Linked DNA regions of Homo sapiens: region 2 is linked to region 1. The links are chromatin loops, found by intact Hi-C in ENCODE. Cell type or tissue: heart right ventricle. All regions are shown on one strand. Links, peaks and the distances in the headings refer to the core of each region. The heading gives the core; the rest is flanking DNA.

Evidence for each region. A loop is a pair of places that touch in the nucleus more often than their neighbours do. Peaks named below come from ENCODE experiments on the same cell type or tissue, not always from the same donor. Only the 100,000 strongest peaks of a DNase experiment are listed, where the experiment ranks them.
Region 2: it touches region 1 in a loop (1.9-fold over the local background); 3 of 110 quality-filtered maps call a loop at or near these places.

Annotation. Positions count from the first base shown.
Region 1 is chr14:34,125,029-34,140,873 of GRCh38, forward strand. LOC102724945 (a long non-coding RNA gene) reads right to left here. Exons shown (of 9, transcript XR_001750942.2): 3 at 2,001-2,116; 4 at 1,225-1,283. Among named protein-coding and RNA genes, the nearest start is that of EGLN3-AS1, 93 kb to the left of the region's middle. RefSeq lists enhancers at 14,015-14,834, 14,835-15,653. In heart right ventricle, for the core only: no CTCF peak of the experiment used is centred there; DNase peaks (open chromatin) are centred at 3,793 and 6,163; H3K27ac peaks cover 3,113 bases.
Region 2 is chr14:34,197,320-34,213,164 of GRCh38, forward strand. It overlaps LOC102724945 (a long non-coding RNA gene), which reads right to left and starts at 6,409. Exons shown (of 9, transcript XR_001750942.2): 1 at 6,340-6,409. In heart right ventricle, for the core only: no CTCF peak of the experiment used is centred there; no DNase peak of the experiment used is centred there.

The DNA.
Region 1 (15,845 bases), core at 2,523-10,522:
CTGTGTTATTTTGGAGTTCCATCACTCACCACTGAATCTAATCCTAACTGATGCAGAAGATAACTTCTAGTTTACCATTCGATACGGGAATCCCCTCTACAACATCTGTGACATCCCTAATGCTAAGTCATCTAACTTTTGTTCCAAGATTTCCAGTTACGAAGTCTTCACTACATCACAGGCAGCCCATTCTTATTTTTTAAAGTTGCCTTTGTATTATGCAGTTAATATGTGAATCTATTGCTAGAAAGTATGTTAAAAGTACAGAATAACACATTTTCAAGCATGAAGGCCCCCATCGTCTCCACCCACTCCCATGGATTTTCTTCCCCAGAACTAACCATGGTCAACAGTCCAGCATGTGTCTTTCTAGTCTCCTCCCAATGCCATTACATACATACAAGTAGTGTAATAGTAATGGAGATACAGAGAAGGGACCAGGTGAAAGAATCCACTGCACTCAATAACTGATTAGATAAGGGAGTGGTAGAATGGAAAAGACCAAGTCAAAAAGAAAATGTAGGGGTCAAGCCTGGGTGAAATTTGATAACAGTGCCATGGACAGTAAGTAAAAGGGAGCACAGTAGGAAGAAGAAGGAAAAAAGGAGAAAGGATGATAAGTCTAGTTCTGAACAGTCATCTCCAAAAGTGGGCTGCAGACCCAGGCAGACATCTAGAGAGGCTGGAAACGTTAGGCTGGAGCTGAGAGTGAGGAATGCCGCCTTGTGCAAACGAGCCAACCGCTGGAGCACACAGGAGCATATGGAAGCACCTGGGGGAGTGGGGAGATGAGAAGAGAGGAGAGCCAGAGGCAGATCTTTGGGGGGAAACCTGCCTTTTGAGGTAAGAGAAAAGGAAACAGAACAAAAAGCAGATAAATAATTGGGAAGGTAAGGGGAGATTTCCTTAAAGTGAGAATGGATTACTTTTTATTAAGCTTAAAATAATGAAGTAAAAGATTAAGAGAGAAAGAAGAGTTTAAGTGAATGAGGCAACTCAGCAGTCTGTAGCTAAATAAGGATGAGGTCACTGGTAAATTTTGAGGGTAGCCGTTTCTCCAAGCAGTGAGGGCAGACACAAGATTACACAAATTGGAGGAGCAGGTGGGGTGAGGGGGAGTGAAGCAGCAAGGCATGTCCCGCTTATTGTCAGGACAGGCCAAACTATGTGGCAATCCCAGAATAAATCCTCAAATCTCAGTGGTTTCACATGATAAAGGCTTACCTTTTGTTCACGTAAAGTCTGATGCAGGTCAAATAGCTTCCTCCATCTTGTAGCTGTACCTTTGGGGGCACATGGCAGAGGAAGCAAGAACAAGGGAAGTAAGACATTGGTTCTTTATTGCCCCAGTGTGGAAGCCACACATATCACCCCTGCTCATGGTTCATCTGCTAGAATGAGTTCCACGGCCTCACCCAAACAATACACCACATAGAACATCTGGTGAACACAGACTGCTGCAGACACCTTGTTCAAGAGATCAGGAAGTTAATAAATGGGGAAAGTAACCAAGAGGAGGGAGCCTGTGTTCATGCAAGGGACAGAGACTGCCGCATATTGAGGGGAGGGAGGACAAAGGTAGAGAGGATTAAAGTTATCGAGGCCTGGAGGAATCCTGAGTCTATCCCCTGATATCATAGTTGGCCCTCTCATCCTTACATCATCTGCCCTTGAGAAGCAACCTGCCTACGATCACCTCACAACCCCTGATAGAAATGTTGCCCACAGCCTTTTTCTACATGTTTTCAAGCACACAAATCAACACCAGAAACCACTCATCCAATAAAGGCTATTGGAATGGATTCAAGACCTTCCTGCAAGGTGAGATAACCATGCCTTACACTCACAGTTTCCTGAAGGCTTTAAAATACATGACTTCGGTTGATCGTTATTATAATGGTATGAGACACATGTGGCCTGTAGAATTATTACTACTATCATATCACCATTCTTATTTTACAGATGAGAAAGCTAAGGTGTAGAGAAAGCAAATGACTTACCCAAGGCCATGTGCTGAAGCTGGAATTTGGTTCTCATACACCCTCTCCTCTGTGAGCAAAATGCTGTCTGATTTGTTCTGTGCTTTTGAGGGCAGATTTAAAATGGTTGATACACCCTGCAGAAAGTGGGCAATGAATAGCTTTGTTATACTTTGTTTATAACAATTACATGAAGGAAACTGTTTCAACAACTTCTACTCCAATTTTGGACTCTAGCTAAGTTTGTATTATATATTTAGTCCCACTTCTATTTGCAAGCAGACTTAAATTGGCATAAGAGGCTGGGAGCGGTGGCTCATGCCTATAATCCCAGCACTTTGGGAGGCTCAGGCAGGTGAATCACCTAAGGTCAGGAGTTCAAGACCAGTCTGGCCAACGTGGTGAAACCCCATCTCTACTAAAAATACAAAAATTAGCCAGGCGTGGTGGTGGGTGCCTGTAATTCCAACTACTTGGGAGGCTGAGGCAGGAGAATCATTTGAACCCGGGAGGCGGTGGTTGCAGTGAGCCAAGATCACGCCACTGTACTCCAGCCTGGGTGACAGAGCCAGACTCCATCTCACCAAAAAAAAAAAAAAAAAAAAAAAAAAAAAAAAAAAAAGGCATAAGAAGTGAATGGCACCGTAGCCCAGCTCCATTCCACATGCACCCTTCTACAGAGGCATTTTGCTAGTGACCCAAGGTCAAACTGGTTGGGCATGATGAGCTGATGGTGTGTGCTGTGCCTGGGCCAGTCCTTTCTCTGTACATCTGTGATGTTTTCTTTTCACTAGGAGTCTCAAAAATGCTACAACATGAAGGAAATGGTGCAGTCACCTCTCACTGGGTGCTAATATGTTCCTGGTGCTTTGTACACACTGTCCCCCTGGGACCTCACAGAAGGCTTGCAAAGTAGTTACTCTCAGTTTACAAAGTTCAGAGAATTTAGGTGAATTATCCAACACTCTGCAGCTACATATAGCATGCCTGGATTCAAAGCTAAGCCCATCTCTCATCAAGGCTGGTGCACTTTCGACTAGCTCACTGAAACTCCTGGCTGAGGAACATGATGGGGAAAATGAAAATAAATAAAAAATAACTGTCTTAGAGCATTGCACGAAATCAACTTTCTAATAGAGTCTATTTTCTCAAGGAAAGTATACAGGGAGGAAGAGGTGGATGGGTAGATGGATGGATGGAGATAGAGAGAGAGAGAGAGAAAGAGAGAGAGAGAGAGATGGATGCTGTAGATACTCTCCGGCACATCTTATACCTGCTTTAAATATCTGAAGCTACGTTGTCCTATGTTTTCAGAGCCATTGATCAATGCCAGGATGAGCCCAGGACAGGGCCCTGGGAAATGGCAGCCAAGAAGTGAGAGAAAAGCAAGAGAGAGGTGCCCCAAGCACCAAGAGCAGAGAGGAGATCCTATTGCTTTCCCTACCAACATCCCCAGTCTATTTAACAGATTGCTTTTAGATTTTTATTTTCTTGTAGTGATTTAAACACTTTAAATATTTGTATTTGGAGATAAAGGAAGAATTCCAAAGGTTTTGCATAAAATAACCATCATGAACCTGTTTTTCATTTTTTCTAAAGCCTGTCCTGGGCTACAGGGGTGAAGACACTTGGCCACTGAGGCTCAGGCAGGTCCTTTTCCGTGCTGCTTGCAGGAAGGAGATGGCAGCCCCACATGGTAGAGGCCCTCAGCTCCTTTGCTTCCTTGGCTACCAGAGCCTATTTCCAGCTTCACCTCACAGCCATGTGTGAACACGGCCCCGATGCCTGGAACAATCTCTGCGCCCACATTTGCGTGCCAAGGTGTGTGTACGTGAGGCCCTGCTCAGGCTGCGATGAAAATGCGAAGCACCTACTATTTTCAGCCTGAGCAGCTGCCAGGGCTTCTCAGCCAAGTTGGTGGAGGCAGCTCTCCACGCCCAAGCTGCCTGGTGTGAAACATGAAGAAAGCATCTGGGGTGGTCAAAACCTTCAAGCTTTCTGGAAACATGAGTTTCCAACACTCCACTTCAGTGTTATCCCTACAGAAACAGATACCTTTCCTTTTTACCAAAGCTCCTTGGAAGGAGCCACAATGGTAGTTTTATCTTCCACAGGTTTCTCTGAAGTACAGTGTGATGGAGGGACAGGGGTTGGCCTCTCCCCACCCCAGGCTCCCAAAGCATATACAGATTCAGGATGCTACAGGGAGAAATCGGAATGCTGTGTATGATGGGTACTAGCTCAGAGTCCCAGCCTAGGCAACAACTGACTCCCAGAGCAGGACTTGGGGGAGCCATTCTGTTCCCTCCCAACCCCAATTTTAAGATATGGCTCAAGTCACTGAAGGACCAGGATTTCATTTCCCTTTGTCCTAAAATGACTCCAAAAGAAAGAGTGAAAGTCATTGAGTTCAAAGAGGCCCCTTGGAAACAGGTGTGGACTATGAGGAATAGGCCAATGGGGTCCCTGGCTGGCCCTCTGAATAGGATACCCACCTAAAAGGCTTTGCCTGGGTCCTGTGGGTCCAGCCCACACCTGCGGGGAGATGGAAGGTCGTGTACTTCCCGTAAAAGGATGTGAAGCACAGTGCTTTAGCAAGGGATGGTCCAAGCCAAGACATGACGTGCCTGGAGAAACAACCGAAGTTCCACCCCTAAACCAAAGATAAGTTATGCTACTTCCGCCAGTGCCCTCCTCCCAGCAGAAACCTGTTAGTTTGACAAAACAGAAACCCAGTCCAGGCCAAGGCCAACCTAGCTGCCTGTAAATGGGAAAGGAATCTATGGGTGGGGAAGGGAGGTGGCAGAGGGTTCATTTCAGGCTCCCATGAAAGAGAAAGCTGGTCTTTAGTGCCTTGGCCACCATTTCCACGCTGCCCTCAGCACATTCTGTTGCCCTAGCCTAGCCATTACAATTGCCCAGTGGCCTTTCTTGGGCTACAGATCTTTGCTTTGTTCAACTGAGGAAAGCAGAGACATTCAGTAACACAGAAAGTAACCCGACAGAGCTGGCTCAGAGCCTGGATCTGCTGACTTCTAGCCCCATGGTCTTCCCCAACAGAATGTAGATGACCCACCCTGTCTCTTCAGTCACAAAGGGCTCTATTGACAAAAATATCCCCAGGACCTCTGCGACGGCACTCAGTAATGTAATCATTTCTCTGAGTTGACTGAGATTCCAACTTCAAGGACACGTGACGAGGTGATGGCCAGTCACCTGACTGGTGATCCTTTCCTCTTTCTTTAGGAGTGAAATACAGGGGAGAGAGCACCTTCCCACTCAGTAGTGAAGCTGAAGCAAGAGGCCCAAAGTGACTGGGCTAAACGTCATGCAGCAGGAGGAGCTGGAGGTGAAAGAAGACACCCAGTGCACCCCCCTGTTCACAGCAAGTCTCATTTCTCACCCCTTCACCTTGCAGATGGTGAACACATATCTGCCAGCCCTGCGCCCAGCATCCCAGCCAAAGTGCTTTTCCCTCCCACTCCCTCACTCTATAGAGATGCACCATCCCAACCCTGCAAAGGGCCAGCCAGCTGATGCATTAAGTTCCAAGGGCAGGAGCCAGGCTTTTTAGATTCTTGCCTCCAGTAACATTACGTGACCTCAAAGTTTTAACTCAAATAGAAGTTTTTTCAGAAACAAGGCCTCACTCTCTGTCATCCAGGGTTCAGTCTGGAACTCCTGGGCTCAAGCAATCCTCCCGCCTCAGCCTCCTGAGCAGCTAGGACTACAGGCCTGTGCCACCATACCTGGCTAATTTTTGTATTTTTTGGTAGAGACGAGGTCTCAGCATGTTGCCCAGGCCAGTCTCAAACTCCTGGCCTCAAGTGATCCTCCCGCCTTGGCCTCCCAAAGTGCTGGGATTACAGGTATGAGCCACCGTGCCCGGCTCAAGTAAAAGTTTAAACCAGGGCTGAGGAGTTGCGGGGCAGGTAGGACAGGAGGCTGGCATCTCTTGGAAGTTGTACTGCCTCCCTGGGAGGAGGTCTTGTCGCTCACAGCTGCACAGGAGGCTCTGTCCGCAGGCCCAGAGCCCCTCCGGGTGTTTCTGTCCAGCACTAAGCTCCTTTGCCCCTAAGTATGACAGGTCACTGGAAGCCTCTTGAAACACTGAGCGAAATCTGCCGCCTGACACGTTCTCCCTGGCTAGTTGGCTGCTTTGCATGCCTATGGGGCAAGCAGGCTATTTTTGCGCGGATTTCATAACCCCCTTTGTAGCTGCTGTGGCTGCTGATTGCACATGTGTTTCCAGCTCCACTCCCGTGGTGAGAATGTTTACAGAAACAGGCGCGTTGTCAGAGAATGTAGAGAAAGCAGGATTGAGAGATTAAGAGCACAATTTCCATGTCTAGACATAGTTCACGCAGCCGGCATCTGCTCCAATCAGGGTCTCCAGAACTCAGCAACTTGTGCTGATCACTCTCTTAACCACTTATCCCATCTCTGAGAACTTGACTATGAAATCTTCCAAGGCAGTGACAAGGCGTGAGAGGGGCTCTCAGATGTCTTTCCTGAGGATAAATCCAGGATGGATTTCTGAGTGTTGTGATAGGAAAACGATCAAAGCATCAGAAAAATCTGCAAACATCTGCATACATTTTTCTTTTTGTGATCTTAAACTGCAAGCCCAATTCCAGCCTCTGTGACAGGCTGCCTCTTAGTGTCTGGACTGGTAGGGTCGTCTTTATCACTACGTTTGTTGCTTATTTATCGATCCCAGTCTGCTTTCTCCTTTGCTTACCTTCTCACTCTTGTCAACCCGGTGACGAGTCTGCTCACCTACTGTGCTTTTAATGTATCCTGTTGCTCCTCTTTCCCACCTTTAGACACTATGCCCAGGCTCTGTCAGACCCCACTGTTATATTCTGTTCAATTCAGCTTTCACTTTCAGCCCCACCATGTTAAACAATCCTTTCTGCCGATCCTTTTTTGAACCTTTGATTCTGTTTGTTTCATGCCCCTTTCGTCCTAATCTTCTCTCCTGGCTCCCATCATTTCTGGTGTTAGGATTGCCCATCATAAGCTACCTTGGGCAGGATCTGTATCTGACTTAGCCTTGTTTCCGTCACAGCCTTCTTGGAGGACGTTTTCAAGAACAGTAATACCAGCCACCCGTCAAGACCAATGTAGCGGGCACTGAACTAATGCTCCACATGCACTTTTCAATTTTCTCTTAATCCTCATAATAATCTGCTGAGGAGGTTGCCCAAGTTTACCCATAAAAAAGCTGGGGTCTAAAGGGGTAAAGTTGCTTGCCTAGTTCATCGGTGGCGGAAACAGGCTTCAAATTTAGGTCTGCTCGACTCTAGAGCCTGAACACCTAGGTATCACCCTCACCCTCTTGTGAATGTATATTGAAAGAATCTGGGATGAATAAATAAATACTCAAGGCCCACAGCTTTCCAGCCATTTTGCTTCTCACATATATGCTCTGGCTCTTTTCTAACTCTCAAGGAAAGCAGAACCCTGCAAAGAGATCTAGGATGTAAACTCAGAGACCAACCTCATTCTCCTTAATCCCACACCCATCTCCTGCCAGTCCACAGTCCTGGGGCCTGTTACCCAAGAGGACAGAGCTTCCGTGCTTTGGCAGGGGAATGTGATCTCAGTCCCTTTTTGGAGGCTACCCCTGGGGTGGATGGTGGGGTGATGTGAAAAGGCATGGAGGGCAACTCAGGAACAACCGCTGCTGTTGTCCTCCCAGCCCAAGCTGGCCCATGCGTAGCCTGGGGCCATGGCCCAGAATCAGCCTTGCTGCCTGGTTTCTCAGGGTCACTTCTATTCAGGAAGAATTTCCCCCAGGTCCTTCCAGGTGGTCGTGCCAGTGCCGGTCACTTCAGGGGAACAGAGATGCAAGACACGGAAAAGGGCTATAAAAGATGATGGGGTAAGTGTCCACAGCATCTCTCTCCCCCTGCTATTTGAGGAGAATGCTAAATGTCCACAATTTAACTCTTCCTACCCCTCCTAAAGAGGAAGTATTCTTACTTTCTAGAAAAGACGCGAAGTGGCCCAAACAATAAAAGAAATAACAGAGGAGGGAAGGGAAAAGAAAGCAGGGAGCTGTGGGTTGATAAGTGACCTAGATGGTTCACTGTGGCTTCCAGAGGCTGGAGGACGGAAAAGAGGAGACAAGTGAGATCTGCCCATGTGGCTTAGGAATTGGATCCTGTTTAATGAAGAGACTGTTGTAAATAATGAATTCTTTAAAAAAAAATTAGCTGTACTCTGCAGAACTGTGTTGCTTTAGATATGGTTCCATGCAAAAACTAAGTCACATGTTCATACTCTTCAAAAAATAGAGAAAGAAGTGTTTTGGACTCCTTGGTATCTTTAACGTAGGACAAGAATCATCACTTTGAAGTCATGGTTCGCAGGGTTGCTCTCTTGATTTCTTGATTCCTGGCTTCTTGCCCTTCCTCCTCCCTACATAGACTAAAAGTGGAGAAGGTAGTTCCTGGAGGACAGGAAGGGGTTTTGATGCACAGTTGTGAGCCCAAATAAGTGCAAAGTAAATAGTTATTAAGAATCCAAGTATCAAAAGTTTCATGTGTCATGAGCTCACAAAATTATGTCATGTAAAAGAAGGATATCATATAATCTCAATTTTCAAAAAAGAAAATATGTACACATACATGTAAAATATAACAGTGGAGTTCTGAGTGTACTTTTGTTTTCATTATATTTTATTTTTGTATTATCCAAATTTTTTATAAAAAAAAATGTAGTTTCCCCCAGAAAACACTTTTTATAAAGGCAAGAAAATTAAATTCTGATGCATTTGGATGATAGGATAGGTCTTTTCAAAAGAGAGGAATAGCCTGAACATAGACCTAAGATCCTCAGAACTCACCAGGGAAAAAAATACTGAAGAAACCACTCTTCTTATTCATGGCACCTTCCTGGTAATGATAGGACATTCCCTGCTGGTGGGTTAGCTGGTTTACAAAAGAGAGTGGATGCACTCTCCCTTTAGCAAAGAAAACATATTTATTGTTAATTACTTAGACCAACAAATGTCTTCAAACCTGAAGAAATACTCCTCTTTAGATCAAGTAGAGCAGTTTTCTTGTAACTTTCTTGATATTTGTCACTCTCCACTTTGTATTGCATCAATACAGAGGGAAAGACAAGACAACTGAAATTAAAGTGAAAAGATATACATTCAAAACCTGGCTGTACTACTTACTAGCTCAGAGACATCAAGCAAGTCATTTATCCTTTCCAAATCTCACATTACCTGCCATTCAAGGAATGCAATACAATAAGGGTAATTAAAGGGAAAGGAAGAAAAAAATCAGAACCAAGAAAAGGCAGAAAGAGCACATACACTCCTTACAAGGGTGGATATTGTTTTTATTTTTGAGCAACAGCTTTACTCTGCATTTCCGGACATCCATTTTTGTTGTTATCCAACATCTGCCCACCGATATTCCTTTTGAAGACTACCCCATTAATCTTGAGAGTGGCTGGTACTCCCTCTAAGACATCGAAAGGGACTAGCTTTCCAAACTGAAGCCTTTGGCTAATCAGAAACTTTTCCAGGACTTGAATGTAGAGTGACCCAACATCATGAAGGCAATTGCACGTCTTACTCAACCTGGCCCAGCAGCAAGAGAACCAGTTCCTGTGACCTCACTATCCAGAACTCTCTTGGTTCCTATGTGCTTCCCAGGCTTGGTTTTTGAGCATTCCATCTATTTTGTGAGCCTCGCTCTGATTGTGCAACATTCCTTGAATGGCAGGTAAAGCAAACTTTGGGAGGCTTTTGGGTTTGTTTGTTTTTTTTTAAGGAATTAAGTAACAACATTTTAATCAATAAATATGAACATGTGTTTGTTAACCAGTTATTATTTGGCAGAAAAAAAAAGTCATTTACAAAGAATGCAAAAGATAACACCACCTTGAAAACAAAGTGCCAAAAGTCTTTGCCATAAACATTTCCTCACTTATAGAACTAGAAGTAACAAACATTTATTCAGAATAAGGCTTGAAATAATCTAAAAAGTTCCAGATATATTTTAAAGCTGTAACAGATTATTTTGCATGTAATGCCAAAATAGATTATTTTGCACATAGTAGACTATCTGACAACCCAATGAATAAATGATTGAATAGATGAATTGTTGAACATCAGAGAAAGTGAATACTTATGTTCACATTATGGGCCAGGCCTATATTCAACTCTTGGTCTTCTCCTGCCTCACTGTCCCTTGCTCTTCCAAGGGCCTTGGACAGGGGACTTTCAGGTAGGGCTGGAATGGTAAGGTGTAAAGTGAAATTTGAAAAGGATAAATGACTTGTCCACTGCCCCTGAGCTAGTCAGTGGTACAGCTTGGTCCTGAATCATCCTTTCAACAAATTCCTCTTTTCTTTTTCTTTTTTTTTTTTTTTAGATCAAGTCTCACTCTATCGCCCAGGCTGGAGTGCAGTGGTGCGATCTTGGCTCACTGCAATCTCTCCCTGGTTCAAGCAATTCCCCTGCCTTAGCCTCCCGGGTAGCTGGGATTACCGACGCATGCCACCACACCCGGCTAATTTTTTTGTACTTTTAGTAGAGAAGGGGTTTCACCATATTGGCCAGACTGGTCTCGAACTCCTGACCTCAGGCTATCTGCCTGCCTTGGCCTCAAGGGCCTGTAATCCCCAAAGTGCTGGGATTACAGGCATGAGCCGCCACACCCTGCCACAAATTCCTCTTTTCTGACTGCAATAGCCAGAATCGATTTCTGTGGTATGCAAACTAGAACCTTGGAAAAAAATAGAAACATAAGTTACACAGTTCTCAAATCTGGAAAAAAAAAAAAAAAAAAAAAAAGGATATAGACCATTTCCTCACAAGAGACAATGCTTTTTTGGGACTAAATTCAAAAAGTAACTCTCAAGGGGGAAGACACATGGAGGAGAGCCTTAAGTCATTCAATAGATCATGTACTTATGATGACCAGATAGTCTTTAACCTGGTATTTTATGTCTTGTTAACCCCGGCCTTGTTCATAAAAGTATCTACTATAATTTTGCTGAAGGAAGGACTAAACGAATGAGGATGCTTTCTAGAAACTTTTCTCAGCTGACATTCTCAATTGGTGTTCAACCACCCTTATCTAGAGGAGACACAGGATTTCCATAACAATACCTAAGACCCTCTTCCTCCTCAGCTCCAACACCCACCTACAAGATTGGCAGATCCTACATAATTACCCACACAGTGAGCACTTTCTATTTCTCCTGATTCTTCATTCTTCTTCCCTACCAGCAAGTTTATATCCTGTCAGAAATTATTATTTGTGCTTCTCTTTCCTGCACCTAGTCCAAAGCCAAAGGTGAAAGGTGATGGGAGTGAGCAGGAGGTCATGGAGCTTATCCCTGAGGACCTACATGGAGGGCATCTTGGAAGTTCACCGAGAAGAGCCGGTGGGCAGGATCAGGCAAAGTAGGGCTGGGCCCTCTGCTCCCTCAGCTCAGGAGCCCTTTTCCTGCCTCTCTAGTGGGTTTCATAACTCCATAGAAGATGATTCTGAATGCCAACCAAATAACTTCACACAATTAGAATGGCCAGCCAGACCTAAAATACAGAAGTCTAAAACTACTGCTCAGTGGGGCCTGTCAATGACATCAACAGGAGACAGACACCCAGGTTATCATTCTGCTAAGACCTTGCCTTTTACCCATCCTGCTGCTAAAGGAAGTTTTCTCCTTCTACGTTGAGTCATGTTAATCATAGATTCCCATTTTCTTAAACTTCTAATTTAAACTGTTGAGATTGCAAATCTTTAAGATTCACAATCAACTGGACCAATAATCCAATAGTATCTTCTACAAGAGTATTCTTCTTTAGGAGAGCTGGGCAGTGATGATGAACTAGTAGTATTCACCCTAGTAGGTCATTGCCTGGAGTCCCTGGGAGGCATTAGATTCCTGACATAAGTTGTGTTTCCTCAGATACCAGGAAAGGCTAGAGCATGGCAATAGCATTCTGGAAATAAAAAGTATCACTGCCTTCTCCCTCCTGCTCCTGTCCCCCACCACCCCCAGTTTCCTGCACAAGCCTTGTACAAGTGGGGAGAGCAACTTGCTCAAATCCAGACCCAGAAGTAAGGAATAGACCCTGGCATCCTAACAAGGCTGGAACCTGCTACACCAGAGTGCCTGCTTTTCATTGAGAAATACAAAGAAGCAGCAGCTCCTCCTTTGGCCCGAGGCCAACCTCCACAGTAGAGTCAAAATGTTCTATCACCCCTGATGCAAAGCATCTCAATCCCTGCTGAGTGGCTGGAGAAGCAGTGGGAGCAACTCAGCCTGGCAGGATCTGTATTTCACTGTCTCCCTATTATGGAGTAATATAAAAATATGTTACAGCAGCATCAGGCAAGCAAAGCATTACAGGAGGTCTGAATTCAAGGCCCGGTGTCACCTCAGCTCATTAGCTTTTCTATGGATGGCAAGGCAGATTCCCTTCCCCCTTGAACAAGCAAGAGACTCACTGTGTTGAGCCTTGCTCACCAAGTCAAGGCAGATCTCCAGGAAAATAGGCCTGCTGATGTGGAAGAAAAGAAGGCAAGCCAGAGCAAGGGGCCACCGGTGGCCTACAGGGGAGCCTCCAGGGCTGACCCCTTTGCTTTTCCTATTTAGCATTTATTTGAACTGAAATTTACATGTTTGGCTTCAGTCCAAGAACTAGCATTTTGTGAGAGAGCCTGAACCCAGCTTATTTTAAGTATATAATAATGACAACTAGAGGGACTTTTTGTCTGGCATCCTTCAATTTCCCAGAAAGGGAGAAAGGGATGTAAACTTACCTGCTTGCCCCACAAAGCTATTACTATCACATGTCCAGCCATCTCTCTCAGTGATGTTTTTCAGAAAGCAAAGGTTTAAATGAGTAGAGAGGAAAACCTTACCTGAACAAATGACAATTTTACAAATGTTGAGTTACATGAGTTCTCAGGTGTCTGAGAAGCTGGGTAAATATGTACCAAGCCTGAACAATGATATAGCTGTGGTTTTTCCATTTGAGCCAGAAGATGATGGACATCTCTGGATGGCACTGTATCCAGTGGTTGCTCCCATTTCTTTTCACAAAGGAATCACAATGAAAAGGCAAAAATGGCATTTTCAGTGCCTTGTTTGACAGGGTTAGGGAGGTGGGATGGGATGGCCATCCTGACCACAGGGGCATGGGAAGGAGAGTGGTAAGGAGGAAGAAAACAGAATTGTACACCTGAACACAGAGTCAGGAAGCACTTGTCATTGTGGCCACTTTAGCCACTCGCCCACATACATCACCGTAATAACCACTCAGTGGGCTTGGACAAAAGACAAACCCAAAAGTGGTGTGCAAAGGGTTTTGACCTTAAATACTTCACATACGAATTTACTTCCTCAAGAACTTTATCAGGCTGCTGCCATCTTCAAAGAACCTCAACATTATTGTCACAATCCTTAAATCAATTTGCAACAGGCACTTGAAGCTCTCTCAGAGACGAGAAGTGCATGGTTTGTTTGTCCTTCTCTATTGACCAAGTTTTGACTTTCTAAAATACTCTCCCTCCTTGAAAGTGGATTTCAAAAAGTGTTCCAGTTACAATTCTTTTAGACTCTGATCCTCTCCCAGATGTATAAACAAATATGTATATTAAACATCCTGTTCAAACAAAGTAGGGAAAACAGGCTAAGATTATGGGGCAGGGAAGCAGCAGTCTCTCTTTCAGTGCCTCTTTGCCATCCCCTACCTTGTGTCCATTAGAACATCTTCAAAATTACATGAGACTCATTGCAGCTTCTTCCTAAAACAAGGCTAGTGACACTTTAGCTCTAAGATTCCAAAATCATTTGAAGGAATAGCCTGTAGAACCAATCCTCTGTATCTTTGCATCTCAGATTGAATACTTCCAAAAATAAGCATTAAAACATATAGGCACCACTTATTATACTTTTATTAACTCACATAATCTATACAACCTCATTGGGAATGGGTATCCTTACACCCAATCAAAAGGTCATGAAACTCAAGCTGAGAGAGGTTGACTGTTTTAGCTAAGGTCACACAAACAATACATGGCAGAGAGGGGCTTGAATCCAGACCCTCGGCCTCTTTCTACCATGTCATAGCTGCCTCTCAAATGTGTCACAGGAGACCTAAATCTAGTAAACACTAAAGTGCAACAAATATCACATTCCCCTATGGGCTCCCCATCTTGTAAGATGCAAACTCCAAAGCCTCTAGAGGCCAAGCTCTGTGGAGCCCTAGAGAACTGCAGAGCAACTGCATCCTCTAAAGAGGTGGTTGCAACACAGTTCTAACACAAGGTGGCTATAAGAATGAGGAGTTCAGTGGCTGGCAAGATGGCTGAATAGGAACAGCTCTGGTCTGTAGCTCCCAGCAAGATCAACGCAGAAGGCAGGTGATTTCTGCATTTCCAACTGAGGTACCTGGCTCATCTCATTGGGACTGGTTAGACAGTGGGTGCAGCCCACAGAGGGTGAGCCAAAGCAGGGTGGGGTACTGCCTCACCCGGGAAGTGCAAGGGGTTGGGGAACGCCCTCCCCTAGCCAAGGGAAGCCCTGAGGGACTGTGCCGTGAGGAACGGTGCACTCTGGCCCATATATTACGCTTTTCCCATGGTCTTCCCAACCCACAGATGAGGAGATTCCCTCCAGTGCCTACACCACCAGGGCCCTGGGTTTCAAGCACAAAACTGGGTGGCCGTTTGGGCAGACACCTAGCTAGCTGCAGGAGTTTCTTCATACCCCAGTGGCTCCTGGAATGCCAACAAGACAGAACCATTCACTCCCCTGGAAAGAAGGCTGAAGCCAGGGAGCCAAGTGGTCTTGCTCAGCAGATTGCACCCCCACAGACCCCAGCAAGCTAAGATCCACTGGCTTGAAATTCTTGCTGCCAGCACAGCAGTGTGAAGTGGACGTGGGACTCTCGAGCTTGGTGGGGGGAGGGGCGTCTGCCATTACTGAGGCTTGAATAGGCAGTTTTTCCCTCACAGTGTAAACAAAGCCTCCGGGAAGTTCAAACTGGGTGGAGCCCACAGCAGCTTGCCAAAGCCGCTGTAGCCAGACTGCCTTGCTAGATTCTTGCTCTCTGGGCGGGGCATCTCTGAAAGAAAGGCAGCAGCCATAGTCAGGGGCTTATAGATAAAACTCCCATTTCCCTGGGACAGAGCACCTGGGGGAAGGGGCGGCTGTTGGCGCAGCTTCAGCAGACTTAAATGTTCCTGCCTGCCAGCTCTGAGGAGAGCAATGTATCTCCCAGCACAGCGCTCAAGCTCTGCTAAGGGACAGACTGCCTCCTCGAGTGAATCCCTGACCCTCATGTCTCCTGATAGGGAGACACCTCCCAGCAGGGGTCGACAGACACCTCATACAGGAGAGCTCCAGCTGGCATCTGGCAGGTGCCCCTCTGGGATGAAGCTTCCAGAGGAAGGAACAGGCAGCAATCTTTGCTGTTCTGCAGCCTCTGCTGGTGATACCCGGGCAAACAGGGTCTGGAGTGGACCTCTAGCAACTCTAGCAGACGTACAGCAGAGGGGCCTGTTAGAAGGAAAACTAACAAACAGAAAAGGATAGCATCAACATCAACAAAAAGGACGTCCACACAAAAACCCCATCCGAAGGTCACCAACATCAAAGACCAAAGGTAGAAAAGTCCACAAAGATGAGGAAAAACCAGCGCAAAAAGGCTGAAAATTCCAAAAACCAGAATGCCTCTTCTCCTCCAAAGGATCACAACTCCTCACCAGCAAGGAAACAAAAATGGACAGAGAATGAGTTTGATGAGTTGACAGAAGTAGGCTTCAGAAGGTAGGTAATAGCAAACTCCTCTGAGCTAAAGGAGTATGTTCTAATCCAATGCAA
Region 2 (15,845 bases), core at 3,570-11,569, 73 kb after region 1:
TGTCAGAAGAGCTCTCTTCCAAGGTTTCTGGAAGTATTGAATGTATTTCTACTGAAACTGAGAATGAGGCAATAGACTGCCTTTCCATATGGCTTAAGGACAAGCTTAGCCATCACTTTCACCTGAGATTTCAAATATTCTTCCAGAGAGAGATTTACTGCACTACGTAGAGATACCAATAATTTCCCATCGAACATACACCTTCCTTGGAAGTCCTATTCACATCCCTGAAAGGACAGTCCTGTGTACCCCTCTCCTCCACCACACCTGAGTGGACCATAAATAGACCTAACTCAAACTGAACACTGAGATTCTCTCTCCCAGGAAACTTCAAATAGGACACTGAGAAACACAATTAAATGGTGAGGATTCCTTGAACTGAAAGGTTAAATAGGGTCACAGCAGGAGTTTGTAGCATGACCAGACAAAGAAAGTTCACGAGACAGACAAATAATACCAATATAAGACAGTAGCTGAAGACAGCAGATGTGTAGAAAGAGCAGAAATAAGGGACACCATAGCCTCGTGCCACAAGAGACTGAGGAGATGGTTTCAGGTACTGACTTACCAGATGACCTGATACATGTTCCTTACTGCCCTGTGTCCTGTCTGTAAGTTCATATTGTACTTGAGCTAGTATGTGTGAGCTTCTATTCTTTGTCATTAAATGATCCCTAAAATATTCACTAAGTATAATAGTCAGGAATCAACAGGAAAAGATGGTCCATTCAAACATAGTAACAGAGGAAAGCTTAATAATGGGATTATTTACAAAGAAGGGCAGAGCGTAAGGAAACCAACCAAGAATAATGGGGCACCTCAGGTCTAGCAAGAGCGGGGAGCTGATACCACCCTAGAGCTGAAAGGGCAAGGGACAGGAGCATCTGTCTGAGTCTGGAGAGAGCAGGGACTTTTCGACAGGAGTTGTGGTCATAGGTAGATGGACACAGCCAACTCACAGCAACACAGCAGGAAGGGAACTGGCAGAATCGATATCCTGACCTTCCACTCTGCCTGTCCTCCTGTACCTGTAGATGCCTCTTTTGTCAAACCTACTAGATGACAGAGGGCAAGGTAGCCACTGATACAGCCCATGAGTGGGTGAGAATGGAGAGTGGACTGGAGAGGCAAATGGAAATCATCTAGCACACAAAGTAACTTCTGTGCACATTTGCAGGAAAAAACTGGCTCTCTTCTCCTTGACCCTGGGTAACCTTTTTTTTTGAGACTGAGTCTTGCTCTATCGCCCAGGCTGGAGTGCAGTGGCATCATCTTGGCTCACTGCAACTTCTGCCCCCCGGGTTTAAGCAATTGTCCTGCCTCAGCCTCCCAAGTAGCTGGGATCACAGGTGCCTGCCACCACGCCTGGCTAATTTTTATATTTTCAGTAGAGACGGAGTTACACCATGTTGGCCAGACTGGTCTCAAACTCCTGACCTCAAGTGATATCCACCCACCTCGTCCTCCCAAAGTGCTGGGATTACAAGCATGAGCCACCATGCCCAGCCGACAACCTCTTTTTGGCCCATCTACTAAACTAGAGGTGGAGAGAGCACAACTAAAATTCAAACTTACCCCAGTCAAATCCAGCTTGCTTTACAGATGATTACATTTAATTACATTTAAAATTTATAAGCATCAATTTTTTAATCATAGATTCAAGTTAGACATGGACTTTCTTTTTTTCTTTTTTTTTGTTTTTTGTTTTGAGACTGAGTGTCGCTCTATCGCCCTGGCTGGATGTGTGTGTAGTGGCACGGCCAGGATAGTCTCGAACTCCTGACCTCGTGATCCGCCTGCCTCAGCCTCCCAAAGTGCTGGGATTACAGGCGTGAGCCACCGCGCCCAGCCAGATACGGACTTTCTTTAGAGTTTAGAACTAGAAGTTCTAGGTTGTCTACTTAGAAACACATACAGATACAAACATATGGAAAGCATATTTCATTTTCCTTCAGAATTTCCAAAGCAAGGGTCTTTCCTTATACTTCCTTTCCAGCTGCCCCAGAGCACCTTCTGCAGTGATTCTCAGTGTATGGGAGAAATCGTAAAATAATCAGTGAAGGAGAAAACGCACACTCACAGATGCCACATAAATTAGAAGTTTTCTTTTGGAAGAGAAGCTCAGAAATGTTCTAACTTAAGAATATTATATTTCCTTCCAACTTACCAACTTTCCTAATAAGAGCATGTCTAATCTCAAGTTATGATAGAAACTTTGCACAAGAAGGTTAGATGTTCCAGAACCACTCCTGTGGCTCCAGCGTGTCTTCATCTCCATGGCAGAACCTTCTCAGGGCAGGCATTGGAAGTACCAGCAAGCTTGACTGCATATCACCACCGTCTGTTTTTTGATGAGCAGATAAGATTGGTGATAGGGCCTTTCATTTTTAGGTTGTGGTCAGAAGCCCTGCATCACTGAGTCATAGTTAAAGCTGCTCCTTCTGGAGATGGTGGGAAACGAGTGGGTGTATCCAGCCCACCTCTTCCTAGATGAAAGCTGCCTAAGAAAAAAACACCTCAATACATCTGGCATGAATGAATCGGCACAGATTCCTGTGGTATGGAGAGCGGAGGCTGTGAAGAAATGTAAACTTGTAGACTCTGGGAGATAGTCTGGCCCAAATATGACAAAACAGAAAACACCCTGAAACTGCTGTTTTTAAATTGAAAACAATAATCACAGGATCCAGGATCTCAAAGCATAAGAAAGGAGGCCAGATGAGGTGGCTCATGCCTGTAATCTCAGCACTTTGGGAGGCTGAGGTAGAAGGACCACTTGAGCCCAGGATTTTGAGACCAGCCTGGGCAACATAGTGAGACCCTGTCTCTACAAAAAAATTTAAAAATTAGCCAGGCATGGTGGCATGTACCTGTGGTCCCAGCTACTTGGGAGGCTGAGGCAGGAGGATCACTTGAGCCTGAGAGGTTGAGGTTGCAGTCAGCCATGATTGTGCCACTGCACTCTAGCCTGGGCAACAGAGCAAGATGGATGGATGGATGGAAGGAAGGAAGGAAGGAAGGAAGGAAGGAAGGAAGGAAGGAAAAGAAAGAAAGAAAAGAAAGAAGGAAAAAAAGAAAGAAGAAAGAGAAGGAAGGAAGGAAGGAGAGATAGGCAGGCCTTCCTTCACATCATACTGGTGATATATATGTGAGCTGGGACCACATGAATTTTAACATCCTTCCTTCATGGATGAGAACCATTTGCATGGAAGTGTGATATCCCTACACGAGGTTATAATACTGAAGTTTTTCATCTGCTCATTATGATCCAAGGCTCCCAATACCCAGACTTTCAATTAGCTCTACTTTCTACTAATGGGCATTCATAGGAATGAGCTGATAGCAGCAACAGATTATAATTCTTGGCAGAATCAGTCTGCATGCCTTTCTAATGCTTAGTGCTAAATCATCACTTATATCACCACTATCACAGTTCCGAAGAGACAGGGGATATGGACAAAACTGAGAGGCAGGCGAAGGATAGAGCATCGCTAATGTCAATCTGTCTGACAAGGATGAGACACTAGGCCGCCAAGAAGATCAGTCTAAACAAAACAATGACCACCCATAGCTACAGGTCAGTAAGACCCAGTGAGCTACAGTACACAAAAATCTGTGCCTTCCCTGGAGGTTTGTCCCACAGAAAATAAAAAAAGGATCCAACAAAGGGGATTCAAAGGACTATGCAGGAGAGACTATAGAGTAGACATCATTTATTTATCCTGGCTTTTGTTAGGGTAAATAAAAGCAGAAAACTTCCCTGGTTGGCAAATCTTTCGCACACTCCAGAAATTGCATTGTATATGTCCAGTGACATATTCTCTCTCTAGTGAGGAGATAGAGGAAAGGGACATTTGGAGAGAAGAGTGCCAAATAGGTCTTAGTGAAGTTTCAATCTGTGAGATGAGATTGTGTTGTTCATTCTGTCCTACAGCGGAGACAAACATCTGGCAGAAAATATCTATTAGTGCTTTCTTTGAACTGACCTCTTGAGTGAACAAGGTAGATTGCAAAAGAGTGTTTCTACTATGATTTCATTTTATGTAAAATTATAGATTTGAACACAAATATAAACAAAGATGCGTAGAAAGATGACTGAAAGAATGTTGCAAAAGTATGAAGAGTTATCTCTAGATAGTAACTGTTCAGGGGATTTCACGATTTTCAGCATTGTTTCATTTTCTACAAGGAAGAGGTATTATCTTCATAAATAGACAAAACTAAATAACTTTCTTTAGACTAATCAGAAACCAGCAATATTCAGATATTTTATTATAAAAGGCAAAGGAGAGAATAAACATTTATCAGCTGCCTTCCTTGCACTCAGGACTATGTTTGGCAACAAGCCTCGTGAATTATTATTTTTCCTATTTTACAGATAAGAAACAAAAGTGCAGAGAATTTGCCTAACTTGACCAAGACCTCCACCAGTGTTTTCAACCTTTCAGCAAAGGAGAAATCCCAGAGCCAAGATGCTCTTTCACTCAGCTTGAGAAAGAATCCCAGGGAAAGAGGGAGTTTGGGATGGAAGGCACAAGTGCAGGCCCATCTCTCCAAGTCCCCACTGAGAATCCCTCTGACTACTGGCAGAGCCACATATTGTGAGTCCATTAATAGAGAAAATATTGCCCCCTTAGCTGAGGTGTGGCCAAAACAAATGAGAGCAAGATGCTTTGTGATCTTTGAGTAGCAGGACTAGCTGTGAGGAGTCCCAGTGTCACCCATGACATGTGTTCTGGGGAACATCCACAGTGAAGGCAGCAGAGCCATTATTTGAGGTCTAGTTGAGGGTCACCCCACATCAAAGCACAGTGCTAGCAATCAGGATTACCATGGTAACCACTTGAAATAGCTAAGCTTCTCTGGGCCTCAGTTTCCTCAACTGGAAAGCAAAAGGGTTTGCCTAGAAAATCTTTAAAGTCCCTTCCAGTTCTAGGAATCTATCACTCATGATCTAATCCCAGCCACCACTTCTGTCAGAGTCATTAGACAATTGCCCTAGCACGTTCAACTGGCCCACCAGACATTGCTTCAGGGCCTAAAATTACGTGTGGTAATGCAGAGATGGAAAATCTCTTTTGTAATCTGCGTAGGATTTTGCTACCTACTTAGCTTAGTTTCACAACCCACAATTATCTTTGAAAAACAGACAAGTCAATTTACTCTCTCATCTATGTTCCAGAGGGGGGCCAATCCCACACTCCTCCTTCTTACAGAAAAATCCCCAAATCTCAGATAGGAGTCAGGATAACTCAGGAGATTTGGCAGTATGAGCTTGGAATCTTTCCCACTGGGTCCCAAACACTTTATCTCTTAAGAGCTGCTTTTGTAAGGCAGGCAAGAAAGGCTGAGTTAATACTGAGAATTTATAAATGGTTTTGCAAATTAAACAGAATTCTGTCTCTGAAAGGCAACCAGGAGAGTATTTCTGTTCTCCTGTTATTTGCTCACAAGCAAAAATTCGAAATGCCGATAAAAGCCCCTTAGTGCTTGCAGGTAGCCACTTTCTTATCAAAACAAGACAGAAGAGTAAATTGAACCATCCAGAAAATCACATATCCACCCCTTAATAATATTAATTGAGAAAATCTCAGACAGTGGCAGTGTGGACAATTATAAACATGAGATGCAGATGGCCGAATCACAATAATCAAACTCAATTGCTATTTGGAAAGAAAGAGCCAGGAATGAATTTAAATATGTGGTTCAGTGGTCAATTTCCAATATTTTCTCCTGTGCAATCCATATCCTGCTTTCAAAGGTAGGTGGGCAAAGATACTAAGTCTTCCAGATGGAGGTGGGAGGCCTTCTCTGAGTTGGAAATTCTGCATAAACAGCATCAAGCCACTATCTAGCCTCCCTGAGCATCTCAGTTCACCATGGAGGCACCACGAACTAGAAAAACAGTGACATCCCTCTCTTCTCACCCTTTGCAGGACAACTTGTGGTCCAGAGAAATAGGTTAGAAAACTTCCTCTTCGTGGGCTCTGGAGAATCATTTGTGGTATTCACTCCAGGAAATCAATTTCTGAAGTCTGTTTCATAGACTTTAATGAGTTCCTTATTTAAAAAACAACATTTGGCAATCTCTATTCAAATATATTTCATGCGTTTCTATTGAGTCATTTATTTGACAAACCATGTGCTATCTGCTTCCTTTTTGAAATGCTATATTTTAATTGGGTCAAGGATATGTGTGCTATATTTTTTAGAGAATTTTTTTCATTTCCAGAGAAGAGTTATATCTAAGGGTACATCTTAATCCAACATAGCAAGAGTCTGTTTACCTTCCCCGCCTTAGCATGTTCCACCTTTTAAAGAGGCTAATGAGTGACTCACGTTTTTGGCTGACTTTTCCTTGAATATCAGGTCTTCTCTGAGTGAGCAACTCATCTTCTGCACAGATACTGCATACCCACCCACCCATCCCAGCTTAAATACTGTTTGTCTTGCTTCCACTGATAGGAAAAATTATTCAGATTCTATCTTCCCACTCACTTTAGTTACGAGAATGGGTGAGGTTAAAGAATTTGGTGGCACCAACTGTGAGATTCACCTTTATTGTCTATCCTTTTGAACTGTCTTCCCACTCACTTCTCTAGCTACAAGAACGGGTGAGTTTAAAGAATTTGGTGGCACCAACTGTGAGATTCTCCCTTATTGTCTATACTTTTGAACATCTCACCATTAAGTACCAAAAGATCAGCCAGGCACAATGGCTCATGCCTGTAATCCTAGCACTTTGGGAGGCCAAGGCGGGCCGATCACGAGGTCAGGAGTTCGAGACCAGCCTGGCCAATGTGGCGAAACCCCATCTCTACTAAAAACACAAAAATTAGCTGGGTGTGGTGGCACGAGACTGTAGTCCAGCTACTCGGGAGGCTGAGGCAGGAGAACCACTTGAACCCAGGAGGCAGAGGTTGCAGTGAGCCGAGACAGCGCCATTGCACTCCAGCCTGGGCAACAAAGCAAGACTCCATCTCAAAAAAAAAAAAAAAAAAAAGCACTAAAAGACCCTGACTGCACACTTACAATTTACTTTTTGCAACCATGAATGCTTTCAAATCTGATTCTAAATTCCAAAATCATGCAAGGAACTGAACATACCCGGCAGACAGCAGGAAAAGTTAAAGTTAGAGAACTAGTTACTGTGCTACATGTTTACTGTAAACTGTTTCCTACTTCCTACTTTTGCCTATAATGCTCATCTTCCCCTTCACCCAACTAATCCCCAGTTCTCTCATCCTTAAGGTATTACCTGTTCCAGTAAGTTTCCTCTGTCCCTAACACTCCCCACCTTGGTTGTCTATCATCCTCCATAGCTGTTTACATCTCCGTCATTGCATTTAACGTCACTGTGTTATAATTATCACTTATGGGTCTGTGTCTTCAACAAAGACAGAAACTAAGTCTCTTTCATTTTTGATTGCCCATGCTTGGTCCAGTCTGGCGGATAGAAAGCATTTACAGTGAGAATGAATGGGCATCAACTGCTCTCTGACTCATCTAAGAAAACAAAAACAATTTTAGATTCAAGGCAAAAATGCATTAAACTAGTGAGAAAAATATCTGAAAGTCCTAAGCAGAAAATTGTTTTAAGTAGTACATATGGCTGCTTGTTCTCCCGCGTGCTGGTGCACTTGTTTCACTCTGACTTAAGAGTGGATATTTATATTTGTAGATGACTCCACAAACCCTATCACTTTGGGCTATCACTACAGGTATTTCCATCTCCACTTACACTCACTCCACAACCTTCTCCATCACCTCAAATACATCTCCCCGGCCACCTCCGCCACTATCTTACTTCTACCACCTCAACCTCCTCTACTATCTCAGCCACCTTCCCACCCACCTCCACTACCTCTTTCACCTTCTTAGCCACGACATTCACTACCTCTATTACCTCCATCGCCCCAACCAACTCTTCTACCTCCATCGCCCCAACCAACTCTTCTCCCTCCATCGCCCCAACCAACTCTTCTACCTCCATCGCCCCAACCAACTCTTCTACCTCCATCGCCCCAACCAACTCTTCTACCTCCATCGCCCCAACCAACTCTTCTACCTCCATCGCCCCAACCAACTCTTCTACCTCCATCGCCCCAACCAACTCTTCTACCTCCATCGCCCCAACCAACTCTTCTACCTCCATCGCCCCAACCAACTCTTCTACCTCCATCGCCCCAACCAACTCTTCTACCTCCATCGCCCCAACCAACTCTTCTACCTCCATCGCCCCAACCAACTCTTCTACCTCCATCGCCCCAACCAACTCTTCTACCTCCATCGCCCCAACCAACTCTTCTACCTCCATCGCCCCAACCAACTCTTCTCCCTCCATCGCCCCAACCAACTCTTCTACCTCCATCGCCCCAACCAACTCTTCTCCCTCCATCGCCCCAACCAACTCTTCTCCCTCCATCGCCCCAACCAACTCTTCTCCCTCCATCGCCCCAACCAACTCTTCTCCCTCCATCGCCCCAACCAACTCTTCTCCCTCCACCTTGGATTCACCACCAATTCCTCCACCACCTTCACCACCTTCTTCACCATCTCCATCACCTTCACCCAACCATAACCTCCACCACCAGCTCTACTACTTCCACCTCCACCACTCCTACTACCATCTTTTCCACCCCCTCCACCATCCCTAGCTCCACCTCTATCACTTGTCCCACCTCCATAACCTCCTATGCTACTTCCTCCATCCCCCCACTACATCCTTTACCTCCACCTCCACCTCCATCTCCACCTCCAGCACCATCTCCTCCCCCTGCATCTTCACACTTACCACCCCCTCTACCACAGCCTCCATCACCACAAGTATTTATTCTCTTCAAGAATCATCTTCCTCAAATATATTTGGGGAATATAACAGAAACTGATTTCACCTTCTTTTCTGCTGCTTCACTGTCCCTTGCCTTCTCTCCTGCTCCTGCCACTTTTTTTCTCCTCACATCTCTGCATTCCACAGATATCTTTATGCTGCTCTCCCCCTTCTCCCACTATAAACCTAGCAGAGATTCGGCTCTCAATACATGTTTAGAAGTGAAATTGGTTTTCAAGGCATCCCTGGAAGTTGTGGGAGCTTGGAGCTAAGGTCAGAGGAGGCAGAGAAAAATAAAGCATGTTCTCCCTGTTCTCTACCCCTGGAACCAATATTCTATGCAAGAAGGTAGAGCACAAGCTATTTCACCCACTGAAAATACATTAGCCAAGGTAACAAAACCTAGAAACAAAGTACAGCATAAACTGGGCATGCTGCCTGCTCCAGAGATAAAACTGAAGTCTGGACTGCAAGTCTAAAAGGCCCATCCATTCCCAAATGATTGTGTTCCTTCTATCATTGATGTATGACTATCACAGCAGAAAAAATTATGTAGCCTTAAGTTGTATGTATTTAGGATGTTGGAGAACAACATAGTAAGGATTCCAGGATTAATGAATATAAACATATAATACAAAGAAAATTCATCATAAAAATACAACTCAGCAGGTCCTCTGTCTCCCTTACAGAGACTTTGATGGAAAGGTATGGGGATTTTCGGTGTTAAAGTAGCCACCGGAGGGAAGTAAGTCTGAAGGATGAGTCAAACCCCAGATCTATGGAACACCCTGGAACACAAAGATAAAACAAGAAAATCCATAAAAGTCACTGGAACTACTATTTCCAATGCCACCAAATTGGCTCAGAACTCTTACTGCACTTTTCAATCTTATCATTTAAAAAAGATAGAGAAAAAAAGATAAAGAAATAAAGACATGGATTTTTCAAACAAATGCAAAAGCTTTAGACAGTAAATCTCCGCTCCCAGACTTAAGAACATTCAGAATAATGAGTCAGTTTTGGCCCCAGTTCCTACGTTTTACCCTTTCACAGGATGAGACAAAGAATGAAATATAGAAATGAATATATGAATGAATGAATGAATGAAATATAGAAAAGAGAAAGTTTCTAAAGTTGTGACAATCATCAACATAGAATGCCACGCTGAATGTAACAACTTTACTATGGATGTGATCAAGGTATATATGGGGGAAAATCTTGTTCTCAAGGAAATTCCAGGTATTTTACATCAAATCTCATCTGGTGACAATGACAAGAAAAACACTTTTTTGTGTTAAGGTCCCAGCTCAACACAAAGCGGCCTGCCCAGAACACCCCACCCAAAATAGCACATACCCCCTTTCAACTGTCCTTTTCTGTTTTCTCGCCCAGCTTTATTTTTCCTTCTTTTTCCTATTTATTTCATTTTTCTTATCTATTTATCTCACACCCTGCGTTATTTTTCCTTCTTATCATCACCCAACATAATACGTATTTGTTTATCTACTTATCGTCTCCTCTCACTTTTATATAAACTTCATAAGAGCTTTGACCTCTTCTTGAGCTTCTATTTTTGTTCACTCACAGCGGTATCCCCAGTGCTTAAGATGGTGGTTGGCACAAAACATTTATATTTTGCAGTGAAAAAACTCTATAGGCTAATTAAATAAATGATATCTCTAAATAATATAAACAATTGATAGCACAAGTACAAAATTATATTTTTGTACATTTCCTCAGTTTCAATGCTTCCAGGCAAAGGAAGTCAAAATCTGTGGCTCCGTGTTTGTTTTAGTCTTTCATCCTGTTCTACTTCTAAGTCTATGAAAATGGATCCTGTTCTTTAGTCTCCCAGGCTGCCCTCCATCTTGGCTCTTTTCCCTTGAAGGAGAATAAGAAGGACCAGGAGAGAGACCAGGAGAGGAAAAAATGGCATAAGGGACTATAAAAAATGTTGGAGGGCAAAATTTAGTCTAGAATTTAAAATTTAGTAGGGGCCTGCCTCTACTCCCTGCCTCTTGTTTAAACTAAAAATTTATCTTCCAAGACAGTAAGATGAGACAGGGAGAGATTTAGGAAAAAAATCTATGCTTGGCAACGGATCCCACCTTTCTATCTGTAAGGCTTTGGAATGACTCCATCTGTAGTTCAGGAGTAGAAATAGTCTTTATGAGGACAGGTAATTGTGTATGAAGACTATTAAATGGGAAATTATGTGTGTTAGAATATAAATACAGTATGCAGGAAATAAGAATACATGGCATCTCTGTACACTTGCTTAGATGATGGGTAGAGAAAATACTGGCTACAGAAATTCTGACCCTCAATCCTGAGTGGGAGATTTCGGTGTAGAGGAGCTTGGTGTGTGATACTAAAGTTATCTGTCAAGGTAGGAAACCCAGGGGACAGGGAACATGGCCCCATAGTCTAAATAATAGCTAGTATTTATCAAGTACTTATTATGTTCTAAGTGATTTTACAGGGTTAATTCATTCCATTCTCAACAACAGATCTATGAGGTAATGTTATCAGCCCCATTTTACAGATAAGAAAACTAAGACTCAGAGAGGTTAAATCCCTGGTCCAAGACCACGTGACCAGCAGGAAATGAAGCTGGTCTTTGAACTTTGACGGTCTGATTTTGACACCAACACCGCTGTGCTTAATCCCTGCTCTCTGAGGAGATGCTCTGCCCACACTGGGAGGCTGCTCTAACTGCTGGGGTCTGTCCATTTTAGCTCTACACATCTTAGCTACACACAAGTAGATAAAAATTCCACCAAGAAGGCAGCCCAAGAAGGATCAAAGACGTAGACAGCTTCCACCAGCCATTTGGAAGATCTATGAAGAGTCCCCTACCATGCTGTCCTCCTCCTGCCAACACCTCTGTCGGTCTCACATGTGGCCTCCCCTCTTCCTTCCCTCCCCTGCAGTTCTCCTGTTTAAGAGGAAAGGAGGAGGTAGGGAGAAGGTGTAGGAAGTAGAATTAGCCATAAGCTCTTTAGAGAGCCACAAGCTCTCTCTTCTCACCTGTGAATTACCCTTGACTAGCCTCAGGTGAAAAACAAGTTCAAGGGTGTTCATTAAGATTCTTAAATTCTTTTCAAAACAAATATGTAGGATTTGACAAAGAAACATGTAGTACCTGAAACATTTATGGTTTACTTCATGCTTTCCCTTTACACATGGAAAAAAAATTAGGAAGGATACTCCCACTCCTAGTGTCCTGTTCAGACAAGATGGTCCTTGGAAAAACTGTTAGAACTCCCTGTGCTACACCTTTATAAAGCACAGTTCTTTCCATTCACGTTCATAGAGCCATTTCTCTCAAAGCGGGCACATAGCAACAGCAAGTGCTAGGCTGGGAAGGATTTCACCCTCAACTGCCTACTAAGCCTAGCACTTTCTTCCAACCCTTCACTTTCTTAAATGCAAAAATTAGTTTGGAAGAAAATGTGTATCAAATTGTACTACTATAACAGACACTGTGATATGGCATCCATGTCCTCCCTCAGGAATGAAGGACTTACTACTGCTTATTATCCCTGTTTGGATTGCCTTGGCTGAAAAGAGCCACCTCACTCAAGCCGATGCACCCTTGCTGGCACAGAGCCCATTTAATGACTAGTAGTAGTGGTAGTAGTGGGGTATAAAGTCCCAGCTTTCCCACCGTAACTCCAGACCACTCTAAAGGGTTACCCCAACTTCAAAACTTTCCGTAATGTATCTGCTCTGCAAAGGCTTCATCACAGCCCAGCTTCTGCCTCTGACCAATCCTGCTTACTTCTCTTCCTTCCGTTTCCTTCTACAAATGTTGACCCCAAGGGCACTCTCTAATAAACCTCCTTCATGCTTATCTCCATCTCTGTGTTGGCTTCCTAGGAAACCCAACCCACCATACCTATTAAGCCAACAATTGTAATTACCCCTCATTTCCCAGGTAAAAAGGTTTTAAATCAATAAGTAACTCACACTTACCCTGGCCACACCAGACTAGAGGCAAACATAGACGACATCAGTGATCCTCTGCAAAGCAAAATACCTGTAATTCTAGCCCTGCTCTTTTTCCTGGGTTCTCTTAAATGGGCTTTAGAATGTGCCGCGTAAACCTATGAACTATTCTCTTCCTCTTGACACCTCCATGTTCTCCATGGTATCTGTCGTGCACATCATGGCACTCAGGAGGCTGCTCTGAAGATCAGACTCCCAGGTAAGGATGCGGCTCCAGTTGCTCTATATTCCCAATCATTGTGCCAAAGTTCAGAGAAATCACCTTCAGTCAGGGAGCTGCCTTATATTCTCTATTTTGTCATATTTTCCAAAAATTTTCCACAAACTATAGAAGTTAGGTTTAAATAGGAGAGAGGATTTCTTTATGTTCAGTTGGTATTCTTTGGTTCATTACAGAGCCTCCTACCTGCTATACCACAAAATGAATTCACCAGACACTGGACGAAAAGACATATGAAGTGACACAGGCCTCATACTGAAAACACATTTTTTGAAATCGTCTTTATATATAAAACCTTAGGAAATTTTTAGATATAATTTTTAGTTTACCACATTCACATTGTTTATTTAGTTAGCTTTCATTTTTGTCATTAATTTCTAGTTTTATCACACCATATTCAAAGAACATAGTCTAGATGAAGCTGAGCCTTTGAATTAAACTTCCTCTTTTACTTATACCTACACAGGCCTGAAAATCACATATTTTATGTATTTGTTTGATCTCTTTTCAGATATATTTTATATATTTGCTTTTTCATTTTCCAAAAAGGTTTGTTTTTATTCTAACCATAAGTATTGATCTATTTTTTTCTCTTAAGTCAGTTGTTGCTTTTGATATTTTGAGATCTGTTAGCAGCACATATGTTCATGATGATGGTGTCATATCTCCAACATGTAATGTTTCTTGTCCCTTATTAGGTTTTTCACCTTAAATTCTATCTGCTCTGATATTAAGTGCTACCTATGATTTCTTTGCTTCAGACATAACTGGTGTATTTTTTTCCATTCCTTTATTTTCAATCGGTCTATATCCTTTTGTATTTAAAATTTATGGTTCTTATAAATAACATCTGTCCAGATCATGGGTCTAAAAACTCTTTCTGTCTGTTGGTTGTTCACATTAACTCACTTGTATCTACTATAATTACTGTTACTTTGACACTTTGCTATCTTATTTAGTGCTATTTGCCATGTTTTCCTTTTATTTCTTTCTTTTCTCTTTCTTGGTTTTCTTTAAATAGTCTCCATTTTATTCTGCTGATTTAAATGTCATAATTCTATAGTTATTGTTGTGGTGGTTGCCCTAACTCTTTAACCTATACTTATATTATGCTCATTTTTCCTAACGATGTCTAACATTTATCAATATCTACATCCCTCCCCTGAACAAGAATCTAAGTGTCTTCTCGGCAGCTTCTGATCAGTCCCCACACCACTTCCCAAATGTCTAAGGAGTTAGATGTTTGAACGTGACTGTAAAATTGGTTGTTACTTATTCCTCACACACATTTCAAGTTTGTAATTTCCACAAAACACACTCATAAGCAAAAGAACTCTAGCCTATCTAGTTACCTACCTAATCTTTCCTCTCCTGCCTGGAAACATGCATTTTCCATAGTCAAATCAAGTGTTTCATTTTCCTAAATCCAACTTTAGCCCAGATACCTTGCAGCCCGTGGGATCCCCAAAGGACATCCCCAAGGGAGACGTATACAAAGGAAAGCAAAGTAGTAATTTCTGAACACTCTGTGGTTTCCCTTTTCTTAAGTGACTCAGACCTAATTAGGCCAAGCCTAAAGGAGTTTCTTTGCTCTTCTCTGACTCTTCCCTCTGCCTAAGTTAATCCTTAATCTTACCAGAGTGGAAAGGAAAGCCCCAAATAAGGGGCAAGTACAACCTGGGCAGAGAAAGACAGATGGCAATGGAGTCTGCCTAGTGAAAAGCAGGCACGGGCTAGGACAGCTGTCCTGGGCCCTTAGAGAGGACCCCAGAGAGGGTCAGCTCACCACTCCTAGTACCTGGAGAAATAAACAAAGTGAAGTGAAGCCCACCCCAATATACTCCCCGCATACAACCCAAATGGCATCCTGGGTCTGACTTCCTATCACAAAGGCTGAAACAGGTAAAGGTGTAGAATAGTGACACCTGTGTTTCCTATGCCGTGCAGCTCAAAAACTGTATATTGAACACCAACGATCAATGGAAAAATACAGATGAATGAGACACCATCCCTACCCTGTGAGTGCTCGCAGACAGTTGGAAAAGGCAGATGTATTCAAGGCTGTGAGATACTATGTCATAACGAAAAATTTCTCAAAACTTAGCAATTCCCAAGAAAGTCACTGGGACTCATCATCCTAGGGGTACGAGACCTACTAGAGAGTCAAGAGAGGAAAAGTACTTTCTCTTCTGGACCAATTCCCTAGCATACAAATCACTAAAAAGGCTTCCCTTCCCCCAAATTGTCTCTTTTGCTTTTTACTAATGCTGGAAATTTCTTTCAGTGGAGACAAAGCCAGTCTTTCTGCAATTAGAGAAAACAAGCTTAAAATAGAAGTGCTGTGGGATGGTTAGCATGAGTGGAAATTAGGTCAAACCCATGTGTGAATGACTAATATCAGTTGATCACCAGTTTTGATAGGCGATAGAGGTTAGTGATTCATAAACCCTGGGAGCTGGGAGCCCCAAGAGTCCCACTGAAAGAAACTGGAACACCAAAGAACACAGGCATGTGTTACAATGTTGTTCAGGCTTTGCTCTGTTGATTTCTATTTATTGGAAAAACAACTAGAACCTGAAGCAATATTGCCTGTTTCCTCAAGTCATCTCAGAAGGGACCCTGTTTTGGAATCCTAGTCCCCATCTTCATCCCCTGATATCTAGGACTGTGAATTCATATTCTGAATCCCACAAATCATAAACACCTCTCACCTAGCTCTTCATTCCCAGATGTCTGTCCAGAACTGTCCACATTCCAGTACTTCATCAGCAGATTAACTTGATC